Regions from separate parts of the Homo sapiens genome. Here all the other regions are linked to region 2. The links are chromatin contacts, found by Hi-C or POLR2A ChIA-PET in ENCODE. All regions are on one chromosome and are shown on one strand. The core of a region is the stretch at or near the end of the contact, and the rest is flanking DNA. Distances in the headings are between cores, read along the strand shown.

Region 1 (4,193 bases), core at 804-3,303, 76 kb before region 2:
ATATGCCCTGAAGAAAGATGGATAGAAAGGCGCCTTGGCAGTCAGAAGGAAGCAGAATGGGAAGCGGGTAGCAGGAAGAATCAGAACAAACACTAAATGGATTAGGGCATCAGGCTGCCCCGTGAAAGACTGTGGGCCCAGTTCCTGCCACCTTACTTCTCGCACACTGATGATGTTCTTTTGTCTTCGCCAGTTCTGAGCCACTACTGCTGGGTGTCTGCTCCTGGGGTACCTGCTGGCCCTGAATCACCCCTCTGGATTCCTGGGACTCCAGGAACTTTGGGATCCAGAGAAGCGAGCTCTTCCATCCCAGGACCCATGACTGCCCACGCTGTTGAGCTTCTGAGGGCAGGGACCATGTTTTCTCTCTCAGAGCCAGGGCTGCATGTTGGAACTGGCCCTGACAGTGTCAGTTAAACTTTCACGAAACAAATGTTCCTGAACTTGAAGCCATAGGACAGGACTCTGAAGATCACAGAATCACACAGTGAGAAAATGATGCCCTTTTCAGCTCTGCACCAGTCCTTCTCATGACAGAAAGGAGAGTGTCTCGGGTTGGTTCGAGGATGTCTTTAACCCCTCTCATCGTTGCCCGTCTCGACACAGAACCAAGAACAGGCGGGTCCTAGACTCAGACTCTAGTGGACGAATGTGTCCAGCAAAAGTAACAGCATTACTTTATTTTACAATTATCTTCAACGTATACCAAGTGATACTGGTTTTCCATTTATAATGGCAATGTAGCTTCCCTTGAGTTTGTTTTAAATTTTAATTCAATTTCAGACATACGGAAAAGTTGCGAGCATAGTAGAGTTCCTGGATGCCTTTCACCCAGATTCCCTTAGTGTTAATATTTTCTCCCAATCTCTCTCTCTGTGTCTCCCCCTACCTTCCCCACCAAACTACCTACCTACCTACCTACCTACACACACACACACACACACACACACACACACACACACTTTTTTTCTGAATTATTTAAAAGCATGCTGTTCTTTCACTGCCAGTCCTGGTAATGTCCTTTATGGCAAAAGAAAACCCCAGGCCATGCCTTGCGTTCAGTTGGGATCCCTCTTTTTTTTTCCTTTTTTTGCCATAGAGTTTCATTCTTGTCACCCAGGCTGGAGTGCAATGGCGTGGTCTCGGCTCACTGCAACCTCTGCCTCCCGGGTTCAAGCGATTCTCCTGTCTCAGCCTCCCGAAGTGCTGGGATTACAGGCACCCACCACCACGCCCGGCTAATTTTTTGTATTTTTAGTAGAGATGGGGTTTCACCATGTTGGCCAGGCTGGTCTTGAACTCCTGACCTCAGGTGATCCGCCTGCCTCGGCCTCCCAAAGTGCTGGGATTACAGGTGTGAGCCACCGCACCAGGCCTCTTTTACCTCTAAATGTGTCAGTACTCCAGTGTGTATTTCCTAAAAGCAAGACTATTTTATTACATAAGTATAGTACACTTTTCAAAATCAGGGAACTAACACTGATATAACCCTGTAGTCACTAGACCTCCTTCCTGTTTCACTGCCTGTCCTTGTAATGTCCTTTATGGCAAAAGAAAACGTCAGGTCATGCCTTGCCTTCACTCGGGATGCCTCTTTGACTCTTTTCATCTGAAACAGTTTTTGAGTCTTTGTATTCTATGACATTGGCATTTTTGAAAAGTACCTGCCAGATATTTTTTAAGATGTCTAAAAATTCCTTTTTAAATAAATTTAAGTTTTAAATAAGTGAGTCCACTTAAAGAAAAACTATCAAGTGACCCAAAGAACAAATGGTCTACAGATAAAGCAAAAACTGTGAAGATGTACATGGATTACAGTTTTGACAAATGTTGCCTTAAATCAACTTCCTTCTGCCCCTGGGGCTTCATCCCACTGGGATGGTCAGGCCTTGGGTCAGTGAGTTAAGAACAGTCAATAAAGTGGTGACACAAGGCTGTGCCAGCCTGTGTGCAGGGAGCTCACTCTCGGGGGCAGAGTCAGGGTTCTGGGCTCTCTGCCAGATACTAGTGAGGGGCTGGGAGGAAAGTGTGCTTTTGGGTGCGTGCAAGGTGCATACAAATCTCAAACATGTCTCAGTGAAAGAACAGGCAGGCCGGGCACAGTGACTCATGCCTGTAATCCCAGCACTATGGGAGGCTGAGGTGGGAGGATCGCTTGTGCCTAGGCATTTGAGAGTAACATGGTGAGACCTCGTGTCAAAAGAAAGAAAGAGAGAGAGAGGAGAGGAGGGAAGGAAGGAAGGAGAAAGAGAAAAAGAAAGAGAGAGAGAAAGAGAGCGAGATAAAGGAAGAAAAGAAAGAATGGAAAGAAAGAATTAGCTAGGAGTGGTGGCGTGTGCCTGTAGTCCCAGGTACTTGGGAGGCTGGGGTAGGAGGATTGATTGAGCTTGGGAGGTCAAGGCTGCAGTGAGCTATGATCATATCACTGCACTCCAGTCTGGGCAACAGGGCAAGACCCTGGCTCAGAAAAAAAAAAAGAAAAAGAAAGAAAGAACAAGCCATAAAATCAGGAAAGGAGAAGAGAGCTTGACAAAGCAGTAGGAAGACTTGAGTATGGGCAGAAGAGGTGAGTTTCCTGGAACAGGAAGGGAGGGAGGGGATCTTGGGGTTTTTACTGGGCAGAGCTCCAGGGTTAATGCTACTGCCATCACCCATGTACTTCAGAGGGGTCCCCACAGCCAGAGGGGCTTTGATGTTAGCAGGAGGACTTGGCTGCTTCCAGCCCTACACTAGCTATCCCCAGGGTAGGTGGCCTGGGGACGAAAGGCTGCGGTGGGTGGCCTTGCCTGGCCCTGGACCACAGAAGGGCTCTCTTACAGGATGGGTTGTTCTTGCTAGAGGGTGAGCGTGGGCATGAGCTGAGAGGGTCCTGCAGGGACAGACATGCGTCTGGGGCTGTACATCTCTAGCATGTACCGAGTCTCTCCTGCTGCACGCAGGATGCACCCACCTAGTCTTCAGGTTGCCAAGAAGGTGGGAGGACTGCAGGCAAGGGCAGCAAACGCAGAGCAGACTGCAGGAAGTCACGGCACCGGCCACAGAAGGGGGAAAAGAGGGTGACTATCGGAGTGATGCGATGAAGGGTATTGCTGTGTCTTGGCTATGCAGAAAAGTTGAGGGGGGCTACTGACCCCAGTTATTTTAGTATCTCATCCTCAGATAAGAAACAGCCTTCACCTGCCTTGAAACCAGGGCAGAGAGTGAGGCCTGGAGGGAGGGATGGTCACCCCAGAGGGGAGGCCATGGGAAGGAAGCGGAGCCCCATGGACCCAGTGCTGTTGTTTCTAGGGAGAGCCGTGTGTGTGACCTGGAGGCCATGGAGGGGAATGTGTCTGTGAGTGTCTGGACGAGGATCATTTTGTCTCCCCACTGTGTGGAAGAATGAAGAGGAGGCAGTGATTGTGGGCCTGGTCGGGCTAAGCGTAGGGAGGGGAGGCAGGAGACCTCGCAGGTAGAGGGACTCTTTGTGAGCAGGGGGCTTGAAGGAAAATGAATCTCAGCCAGAGCCCATGGCCCTGGGGACCACTCCCTCCCCTCCCCCTCCTTCTGCACTTGGTGGGTGGCTGGGCAAGTGGGACGAGCTGGGGGAAGGGAGCCAGGGAGGGGGCACCTGCCCTCAGCCAGGATAGGGCCCGGGTCCTCTGCGGAGGGGGTGGGGGATCCTTCCCCAGGACAGAACGTGTCATGGTCTCCCGGCCTCCCACCCACCCTCTCCCCCTCCAGCCTATCACCTTTCCATCTTCTCTCCTCCCCGCCCTCCTGCTTGCCCCGTGGTAGCTGCACTGACTGGCTGTGAACCTGGCTCCCCTGGTCCTAGCTGGGTGACCTTGAACTAGTCCCATGACTTCTCTGGGCTTCACTTTTCCCACAGGGAAGGTAACAGACGTTAGGAGACCTTAAGGCTCTGGGAGGTTTTGAGAATTAAGTGAGGCCACAATGTAAGGGGTCCAGCAAGTGCGGGGTTCGGGGCCAGGGAAGACAAAGGCTTTGTCTGGCTGCTCCTGCCTTCCACTGTCTGCTCAGGCACACCGCTCCCTCCCTCTGTCTTCCTCTTTTCCTCTCTGTCTCATGACTCTCTCTCCCCACCCCCCGCCCCCCTCCTTTGTCTCCCTTTGTTGCTATTTCGGTCCTTCCTCAATGATGTTGGTGAGAGGTGAGCCTCTTTTCATGTCAGGATGCCAGAACTCCGTCAA
Region 2 (4,266 bases), core at 1,184-3,683:
GCAAGAGGCAAGTCACCCCTACCTTCTCCCCAGCTAAATGTGTCCCCAGGACTTTCCCCAGTGAACCAGCCCAGCACCTGGCCCCCTGGTACCTTGGAGATGGAGGCTGGGCAGTAAGAAAGACGCTGGGCTGGGTGCGGTAGCTCACACCTGTAATCCCAGCACTTTTGAAGGCCAAGGCAGATGGATTACCTGAGGTCAGGCATTTGAGACCAGCCTGGCTGACATGGTGAAACCCCATCTCCACTAAAAAACACAAAAATTAGCCGGGCGTGGTGGCACACGCCTGTAATCCCAGCTACTCAGGAGGCTGAGGCAGGAGAATTGCTTGAGCCTGGGAGGCAGAGGTTGCAGTGAGCCGAGATCGTGCCACTGCACTCCAGGCTGGCCAACAGAGTGTGACTCTGTCTCAAAAAAAAAAAAAAAAAAAAAAAAAAAGATGCTGCACTCCTCTTTTCTTTGCTACTTTCCTCTCCTGGGTTTTTCTCTGCAGGCCACACTGCTTTTAGAAGCCTTTCCCTTCATCTACCACCCGCTGAACATCACCGATGGCAGGCCAGCACTCTCTCAGCTCTCTGGGTAAGACTCAGCTCTCTGGGCTAAGTCTGAGCTCATCTGCCAGCCTAGTGATCTTGCCAAGAGAGGAAGGAGCTGGATCTGATGTGATCTGAACTTCGTCACCATACCGTCACAGCTGATGACCTAAGCTTCCTCCAAGTCGAGGGATGGTGCAGCTCCATTGAAGTCTCCTCTTCTCTCCTCCAGGCTCTGCCCACCTCACGAGAGCACATGGTCCTGACTGCAGTGACTGCAGGAAGACCTGGGATGGAGGGCTTTGCTTTCTCACCATCCTCTTGGCCTGGCTTCTCTAACATGTTAAAAACTTACAGTGGCCCACAACTGTAATCCCAGGACTTTGGGAGGCCGAAGCAGGTGGATCATGAGGTCAGGAGTTTGAGACTAGCCTGACCAACATGGTGAAATCCCATCTCTACTGAAAATACAAAAATTAGCCAGGCGTGATGGCACGCGCTTGTAATCCCAGCTACTCAGAAGGCTGAGGCAGGAGAATTGCTTGAACTCAGGAAGTGGAGGTTGCAGTGAGCCGAGATTGTGCCACTGCATGGCAGCCTGGGCGACAGAGTGAGACTTCGTCTCAAAACAAACATACAAACAAACAACAACAACAAAAAATCCCTCGCTTTTTTGCTGGTATCTATAGTGCTTTTTTTGCTGGTATCTATAGCTTTTGTGAGACTCAGTTTATTTAGCTTTAGCTTTCCTGATATTATTATTCTTACAAATTTTGCCTTGGGACACTCTTTCCATTCATTGATTCAGGCAATACTTATTGAGCACCTACTATTTGCCAAGCACTGGGAAGCCATTGAGAATAAAACAGTGAAGAGTTAGAAAAGGTCTCTGATCTGATGGAGGGCCTATTCTACTGGTGCTAACTGAACAAGTAATATGTGCTCTGAAGACATTAAAACAAGACAATGTGATGGGGGATGCTGAGAATCCAGTAGGAAACTACTTAGATGGGAAAATCAGGGAAGGTCCCTACAAAGGAGACATATATGCTGAAACCTCAATAAAGAGAAGCAGCCAGCCATGCAAGGATATGGAGGGAGAGCAGTTATGGCAGAGGGGTCAGCAAAGACAAAGGCCCTGAGGCAGGGAGGAGCTTAGCATGGAAGGGGAACCTGGGAGGCCGGCTGGCTGGACTTGAGTGAACATGGGGCTGAGATGAGATCAGAGGAGAGCAGAGGCCAGATCCCCCGGGCTCCTAGGTCAGGGTGGGGCTGGTGCTTAGGAGTTCTGAGGCTGACTCTGATTTAGTCTGAGGTCGGTGTCCCTCTCAATCCCGACTCACTTGTGGTCCTCTATGGCCCGCAGGCTTGTTGAAAGTGCCCCACTTCCTTCCTCACAGCAGCCTCTGTGCAATCCGAATTGCGCTGTGAATTTCCCTGCCACTCAGGAGCCCGGGGCAGGGCTTCACCCCTAGTTCAGTTACCAGGAACCAATCTTTCTCCACCTTCCTGCCCTAGCCCCACTGGGTCTGTCTCTGCATCTGTGAAATGGCTGAGTGTGACCAAATGATGCAGGTAGCCTTTCCACTTCTTTCTACCCGTGGCGCCTCGGGTGGAGGCGTGGAGTTTGATTGGAAGAGGGTAAAGCAAAAGTGGAATCCTGGCGAGAAATGAAACTGAAAGAAAAAATTCCTCCTGGAATTTTTTGGCTCTAAGGAGGCCAGCAGCGGGGGTTTGGGGTAGGAGGCAGAGGTAGAGAAGGAGGGAGGTTTTTAGAAAGCTGACCGGGCAGGAGCCCTGTGACCCAGGCTTTCACTTCTCCTAAACACCCAGTAGCGCCATGTGATGCAGGCAGGGGACTGCGGATAGGGCCTGTGAAAGGGGAAGCGAGGGGAGCCCAGAGTTTCTCAAGAAGCCGAGAGAGGGACAGAGGCTGAGCCTGGGGGGAGGGCTGCAGGGGACTGAGAGGGGAGTGTAGGCAGTGGGGGTGAGGGGGACAGGGAGGAGGTGGAGAAGACGGCAAGGGGCAGCAGGGTGACTGGGGCAGAGGGAGCCCCCACCCCACGCCCAGGGCAGGCCAGGAGTCATAAGGAGAGGGGACAACAGGAAGGGGCGACAAACGGGGAGGGGAAAGGGAGGCGGAGGGGCAGCGAAGTGAAGCAGGGAGGGTCGCAGTGTGAACAAGAGTGCGAGGAAGGGTCAAGGTGGAGGGAGGAGAGGGGAGAGTTAGGGAGAAACAGCTGCAGGAGAGGCGCGGGGAGGAAGCCTTAGGGGTGGGGGAAGGGAGAGGGGAGTTGAGAATTAGGGAGGAGGTGGTAGAGTCCGGGTAGTGAGCGGAGGGACAGGAAGGGTAGGGCAAGAAAGGGAGAGGGGACAGGAGGGAAGGGTGGGCCAAAGCGGTGAGAAAGGAGGGCCAGCCAGTTGGGTGGGGGAGAGGGCCGAGGCCCGGGGGCAGGAGTGCAGGGCTCTGAGGCGGGGAGAGGAGAGGAGAGAAGAGCCGCGGGGGGCCCAGCCCGGAGCCAGGATGCCCGCGCCGCGCGCCCGGGAGCAGCCCCGCGTGCCCGGGGAGCGCCAGCCGCTGCTGCCTCGCGGTGCGCGGGGCCCTCGACGGTGGCGGCGGGCGGCGGGCGCGGCCGTGCTGCTGGTGGAGATGCTGGAGCGCGCCGCCTTCTTCGGCGTCACCGCCAACCTCGTGCTGTACCTCAACAGCACCAACTTCAACTGGACCGGCGAGCAGGCGACGCGCGCCGCGCTGGTATTCCTGGGCGCCTCCTACCTGCTGGCGCCCGTGGGCGGCTGGCTGGCCGACGTGTACCTGGGCCGCTACCGCGCGGTCGCGCTCAGCCTGCTGCTCTACCTGGCCGCCTCGGGCCTGCTGCCCGCCACCGCCTTCCCCGACGGCCGCAGCTCCTTCTGCGGAGAGATGCCCGCGTCGCCGCTGGGACCTGCCTGCCCCTCGGCCGGCTGCCCGCGCTCCTCGCCCAGCCCCTACTGCGCGCCCGTCCTCTACGCGGGCCTGCTGCTACTCGGCCTGGCCGCCAGCTCCGTCCGGAGCAACCTCACCTCCTTCGGTGCCGACCAGGTGAGTGGCAGGAGGCCTGCCCCGGCATACTCCGGCGGGTGTGGAGGGAAGGAGGGCTGGCCCCCAGCGTGACCTGGGACAAACCAGGTCCCCTGCCTGCACTAGTTTCCTGATTTGAAAGAAGAGGGGGGCTAGCCCTTGCAAAACCGATGGCAACCGCAGTGGGAATAACCATGGTTGTTTTTTTGTTTGTTTTATTTTTTGAGACGGAGTTTCACTCTGTCGCCCAGGCTGCAGTGCAATGGCGCGATCTCAGCGCACTGCAACCTCAGCCTCCCGGGTTCAAGCGATTATCCCTCCTTAGCCTCCAGAGTAGCTGGGATTACAGGGGCCTGCCACCACGCCCAACTAATTTTTGTAATTTTTTTTTTTTTTTAAGTAGAGGTGGGGTTTCACCATGTTGGTCTTGAACTCCTGACCTCAGGTGATCCACCTGCCTAGGCCTCCCAAAGTGCTGGGATTACAGGCATGAGCCACCACGCCAGGCAGGTTGGTCTTTTTTGAGCTACTTGCAGGCCCTATGCTAAGCACTTTCACTGTTTAACTGATTTAATACTCTTCACCACCCAGGAAGTAGGAATTATTATGCCCATTTTACAGAGAAAGACACTGAGAGGTTTCATGGCATTAATCAACTTGCCCAAGGTGACA
Region 3 (4,151 bases), core at 315-2,814, 110 kb after region 2:
CAGATGAGCTACTTCGTTCCTTCATTAAATAAGCATTCATTGGGCATTTACTATGCCCTTGGCACAGAAAGACAAGAAAGATCTCGTGCCTGCCCCTTAAGAAGGTCGCAATCCAATTCAAGGTGGATCTACAGGGATTGGGTAAAGGGGTTTTTTGCACACAGGCTTCGGAATCAGATCTGTGCTCAGGTCCTGTGCCTACCACTCATTTAGCCTTGGTTTCCTCACACAAAAAACAGGAATAATAACACCGCCTGCTTCACAGGGCTGACGTGCAGATTAAGCGTGATGACACATGCTGTTCCATGTTTGAAAGGCTGTTGACTGGTAAATCCTTATTAAGGCTGTTGACTGGTAAATCCTTATATAATCAGTGCTCAGTAATACTTTTTATCTTAAAGGCAAATAACTGTAATAGACTATATTGGATGAAGACCTCACTGCTTTGATCAAGTAATGGCTGGTTTACTTGCTTCTGCTTCTCTCACTAGAGAGGGCAGACAACGGTAAATGTCTGTTGAACGAATACAGACCTGAGGTGCTACAGGAGAGGCCCATAGGGACCCTGAGGAGGAAAGGCATCAGAGAAATTGATCTTTGAGGGCCTGGCCCCACCCTCTCCGGGATCCCAGGGCATTTTACCACATTCTGATTGTAATTACCTGTTTGCTAACATCCCCACTAACGTGAGCTCTCTCTAACCCTGGGGCTATTCTCCAGGCTGCAGCAGGGCAAAGGCGGGGTCCCAACACCATAGAGAACGCCACCCCTGTCCATGCTGTCCCCCACTTCACCTTTTCTTGGAGCGGTCCTTCCACACTCGCCCCGATTTGGGCTTCCCCTTCGGGATTACAGGAAGCTCCTCTTTATTCAACTTCTTGGACGCTGGGGCCTGGGATGAAGAACCTTTTCGCTTCTTTGCCCCGAAGCCGCCTGTCACCGTCTCCCCAGCTGGAGGTGGCTTGCTCGGCTCATGCTGACCCCGGGGGGAGCCAGGTGCCCTGGGTGTCAGCTCCAGTAGTGGCTGAGAGGGCTCCGGACCGGGAGCTTGCTGACCGGGGTAAGGCTCTGGTGATCCTGGGACCGGCGGTAGCTGATGCTGGGGGGCCCCCGGGGTCAGCTCCTCCTTATTCTGGGCCAACTCCGAGGCCAGTACTCCCTGGTCCTGAGAACACTTTGGTGCCTCCTCACTTGGCTTCGGCTGACATCGTGGGGATTCAGGACTGTACTCTGGCTGTCTTTGAGGCGACTCCAGGTGTAGGTCTTGCTGACGCTGGGGGGACGCTGCGCCTGGCTCTGGCTGCCCTTGGGGTGACTCCAAGCCTGCACCCTGCTGCAGACGGGGTGATCCTGGGCTTGTCTTCGGCGGCCTTTCGGGGGACCCCAGGCCAGCCCGCTGCACACTCGGAGGAGACCCGGGCTCCCTCGTTTCTTCTGGGTTCGACTCGAACTCCACAAGGGCCCGTCTCGTCCGCGAAACTGAGGTGAGGCTCTCGGGGGATTCGGGCCTTAGGCCTCCCAGCCGTCGGCTGCGCCTTAACGGTGTATCCATGGCTCAGCCGGTAAGTTTCCACACCCCTGCGCACGTGCAGCCCCCGCCGAAACCGGCGCCTTCCTATGACGTCAGGAGTCGCCGCGTCCGTGACGCACAGGAGGGGGGCTGTTGCTGAGGCGGCCATGTTGGTGAGGGGTGGAGAGGCGGGACCGGGGTTGGGGAGAGTGGGGCTCAGCATGCGCATGCGCAATTCGCGCGAGCGCAGTCAACATGTGATTGATGAGCCAGTCTTTTTCCTGGGATTCGCTTTTGCCTTTCTTGCAAAGTTTCCTGGGGAAAGAAGAGCGAGCAAGTAGAAAAGGGAAAGTGGGAGGACCCATTTCAGGGAGAGAACAGAGTCGAAAAAAGGTCCGAGGAGCCCATAGGCAAGGCCCAGTGGATGTTTTGCAGCCAACTCCGGTGCAGTTGGGCAGAGTCCTGCCCTCCTTGGGCCTGTTTTCTCATTTGTAATAGGGGTCATTTTGCACTAGCTTCGTGCATCCCAAATGATCCTGTCAGAGTCCTCCTCCCACCTACCTGAGGGACTGCTACCTGGGGGTCCTGGAGGTGGAAGATCGGTCTTTTCTGTGTTAATTGTTCACACTCTTGATTCTTCCGTCCTGTGCTTCCGTATATAATCCATAGCTCTCCCTCCCTTTTCAGCGTTTTCAACGTTTGTGAGGGAAGTTGAGGTACCAATAAGATGCACCACCTTTGTCCTGTGGCTCACCTGGGCCCTCGACCAGCTGCATATCCTCCCACGTCCCTCTTCTTCTACCCCAGTTCTAGAAACGGGTTGGATCATCTCCGATCTTCCTTTCAGCCCAGACAGTGGTTTTTGCTCGTGTGTGAACCTGCTTCGCCTCCCCTCCCTTCCCTTGCTATTCACCTGTAAATGTACTTTGCTTACTAAGCACTTTGGGACCTCACCAGTGAGCAGGTGTTGACTTCTGGACCTCCCAAGGCCTAGAGAAGACTCTCGGGATGTGGGGTTGGGGAATGTGGGGCTGTGGAGACTTTCGTGTGAGACCTAGGAGTGGGGCTTTGATTTACTTACAGCATGCTTCTTAGGAAGAACATCTTGGAAGTGGCCCAGTTGTGTAATTCTTGGAACTGCCTGGGGTTGGCCATTAAAGGTCCCAGGGCCCCGTCTGACATTCCAGTGGTTTCTTTTAGAAACCATTGTTTCTCCAGCTGCGGGCTTGTGAGAGGGCCTGGGAAATTGTCCAAGAATATCAGGGATCAGAGTGTCCTCATCTTCCTCATGTTCCTGAGTCAAGGAGACCCCTGCAGGGGGGCTTTGCCTGCCTCACTGCTCCTCTCCGGCCATGCAGCTGTCCACAGCAGAAGCAGCCGGGACACCTCCTTGCCCAGCTCTTCCACCCCCCAACTGTCAGAGGAGTGAGTTCCATTCAGTTCCTTAAATGCCCTGCCCCTGCCTGGAGACCCCAATGATCTGACACTCAGAACCAAGCCCGGCAGGTGTTGCCAGAGTGCTGGAGGAGACTGTATGCCCCTCTGCCCTGCTCCAGTCCCCCTTGGCTTGCCCTGCCTCCTAAGCTCTTGTCCCCAGCTGGAGGGATCACTCTCCAGTGCCGATTGGATCATATCCTAGTCTAGCCTGAAATACTTCAGAGGGTGATCTCAGGTTTTCACCAGAGAGAGGGAGATGTGTTTTAGAGGAGGCCTTTGGGTGGCCCCCAGACATTTGGAGGCACTTTGTCAACCTCAGCATCAGATGGGCTCTGGCCCAGAACCCCCTACTCCCACATGAGCTCAGTTTGTCATTGTCATTATACATGGTGTGCAGAGGCCCAGAGGAGACTCCTGAAATTTTCAGAAGCGCCTGGTGTGGCGATCGCTGTTGGGACCCTGTCTCCTTACACTCCTTTGCTTTCTTTTAAAAATTATTATTATTTTTGAGACAGGGTCTTGCTCTGTTGTCCAGGCTGGAGTGCAGTGGCACAATCACAGCTCACTGCAGCCTTGACCTCCCAGGCCCCAGGGATCCTCCCACCTGAGTAGCTGGCACCACAGGCTCATGCCACCATGCCTGGCTATTTTTTTTTTTTTGTAGAAACGGGGTCTCCCTGTGTTGCTCAGGCTGGTCTTGAACTCCTGGGCTCAAGTGATCCTCCTGCCTCGGCCTCCTGAAGTGTTGGGATTACAGGCGTGAGCCACTGTGCCTGGCCACTCCTTTGCTTTTATTGCAGCTTTCTACATCACAGCTTTCTTGCCTTTAGGTGGTAGGATACTGAGGGGCTTCTCTGTAGCCCCCAGAGGCCACCAACAGGATTGAACTTGCATTGCCCACAAAGGTAATCTGCTCATGGACCCTCTTTTGGCTTCATCCCTGTCTCACTTCCCCACTTTCTTATAGATGCTTGCTGAGGTCATTCTCAGAGCAGACAAATATTGTACTTAATCCTCTTCTCAGAGTTGGCTTCTGCAGAAACCTAGCCTGAAACATTGGTGCCAGCAATGATTGGTCCAGGCATTGTTTCAAGTACTCTCCAAGTACAAATCCATTTCTTAATGCTTCTCCCAACAATCCTGTGAGGCAGGTGCAGTTGTTATTACTCCCAGTTTACAGATAAAGAAACTGAGAGGCTGGGTG

The links. Hi-C counts contacts between places; a loop is a spot of excess contacts on that map. ChIA-PET counts read pairs that join two places held with the same protein, here RNA polymerase II (POLR2A). Pooled maps may share reads with other maps.
Region 1: a map of CD14-positive monocyte shows a loop between it and region 2 (5-fold over the local background). The contact joins the enhancer-like site here to the promoter of SLC15A3 in region 2. A Hi-C loop is called at or near these places in 1 of 168 maps with a recorded cell type or tissue (CD14-positive monocyte), 3 of 37 single-sample maps with no recorded cell type and 8 of 50 pooled maps. POLR2A ChIA-PET finds 5 or more read pairs at or near these places in 7 of 52 experiments (B cell, BJ, CD8-positive, alpha-beta T cell and 4 more).
Region 3: a loop to region 2 is called in a map of B cell, with 5 times the contacts of the local background. The contact joins the promoter of CCDC86 here to the promoter of SLC15A3 in region 2. A Hi-C loop is called at or near these places in 7 of 168 maps with a recorded cell type or tissue (B cell, GM12878, IMR-90 and 3 more), 14 of 37 single-sample maps with no recorded cell type and 13 of 50 pooled maps. POLR2A ChIA-PET finds 5 or more read pairs at or near these places in 3 of 52 experiments (activated CD4-positive, alpha-beta T cell, activated T-cell and naive thymus-derived CD8-positive, alpha-beta T cell).

The regions. Positions count from the first base shown.
Region 1 is chr11:61,026,396-61,030,588 of GRCh38, reverse strand. It overlaps LOC105369325 (a long non-coding RNA gene), which reads left to right. Exons shown (of 2, transcript NR_188502.1): 2 at 194-1,726. Among named protein-coding and RNA genes, the nearest start is that of LINC02954, 27 kb to the left of the region's middle. RefSeq lists a silencer at 1,853-1,912 and an enhancer at 3,841-4,193. Within about 2 kb of position 2,053, at least 4 of the 41 ENCODE cell types and tissues checked have a DNase peak (open chromatin) inside an H3K27ac peak, as active enhancers do; they include CD14-positive monocyte and CD8-positive, alpha-beta T cell, where a contact is called at or near this core.
Region 2 is chr11:60,950,343-60,954,608 of GRCh38, reverse strand. It overlaps SLC15A3 (solute carrier family 15 member 3), which reads left to right and starts at 2,433. Exons shown (of 8, transcript NM_016582.3): 1 at 2,433-3,615. The coding sequence starts at 3,058. RefSeq lists an enhancer at 2,121-2,260 and silencers at 2,441-2,670, 2,991-3,150.
Region 3 is chr11:60,839,526-60,843,676 of GRCh38, reverse strand. CCDC86 (coiled-coil domain containing 86) reads right to left here and starts at 1,564. Exons shown (of 4, transcript NM_024098.4): 1 at 795-1,564. The coding sequence starts at 1,552. CCDC86-AS1 (CCDC86 antisense RNA 1) reads left to right here. Exons shown (of 2, transcript NR_182293.1): 2 at 1,697-1,871. RefSeq lists enhancers at 1,139-1,368, 1,275-2,474.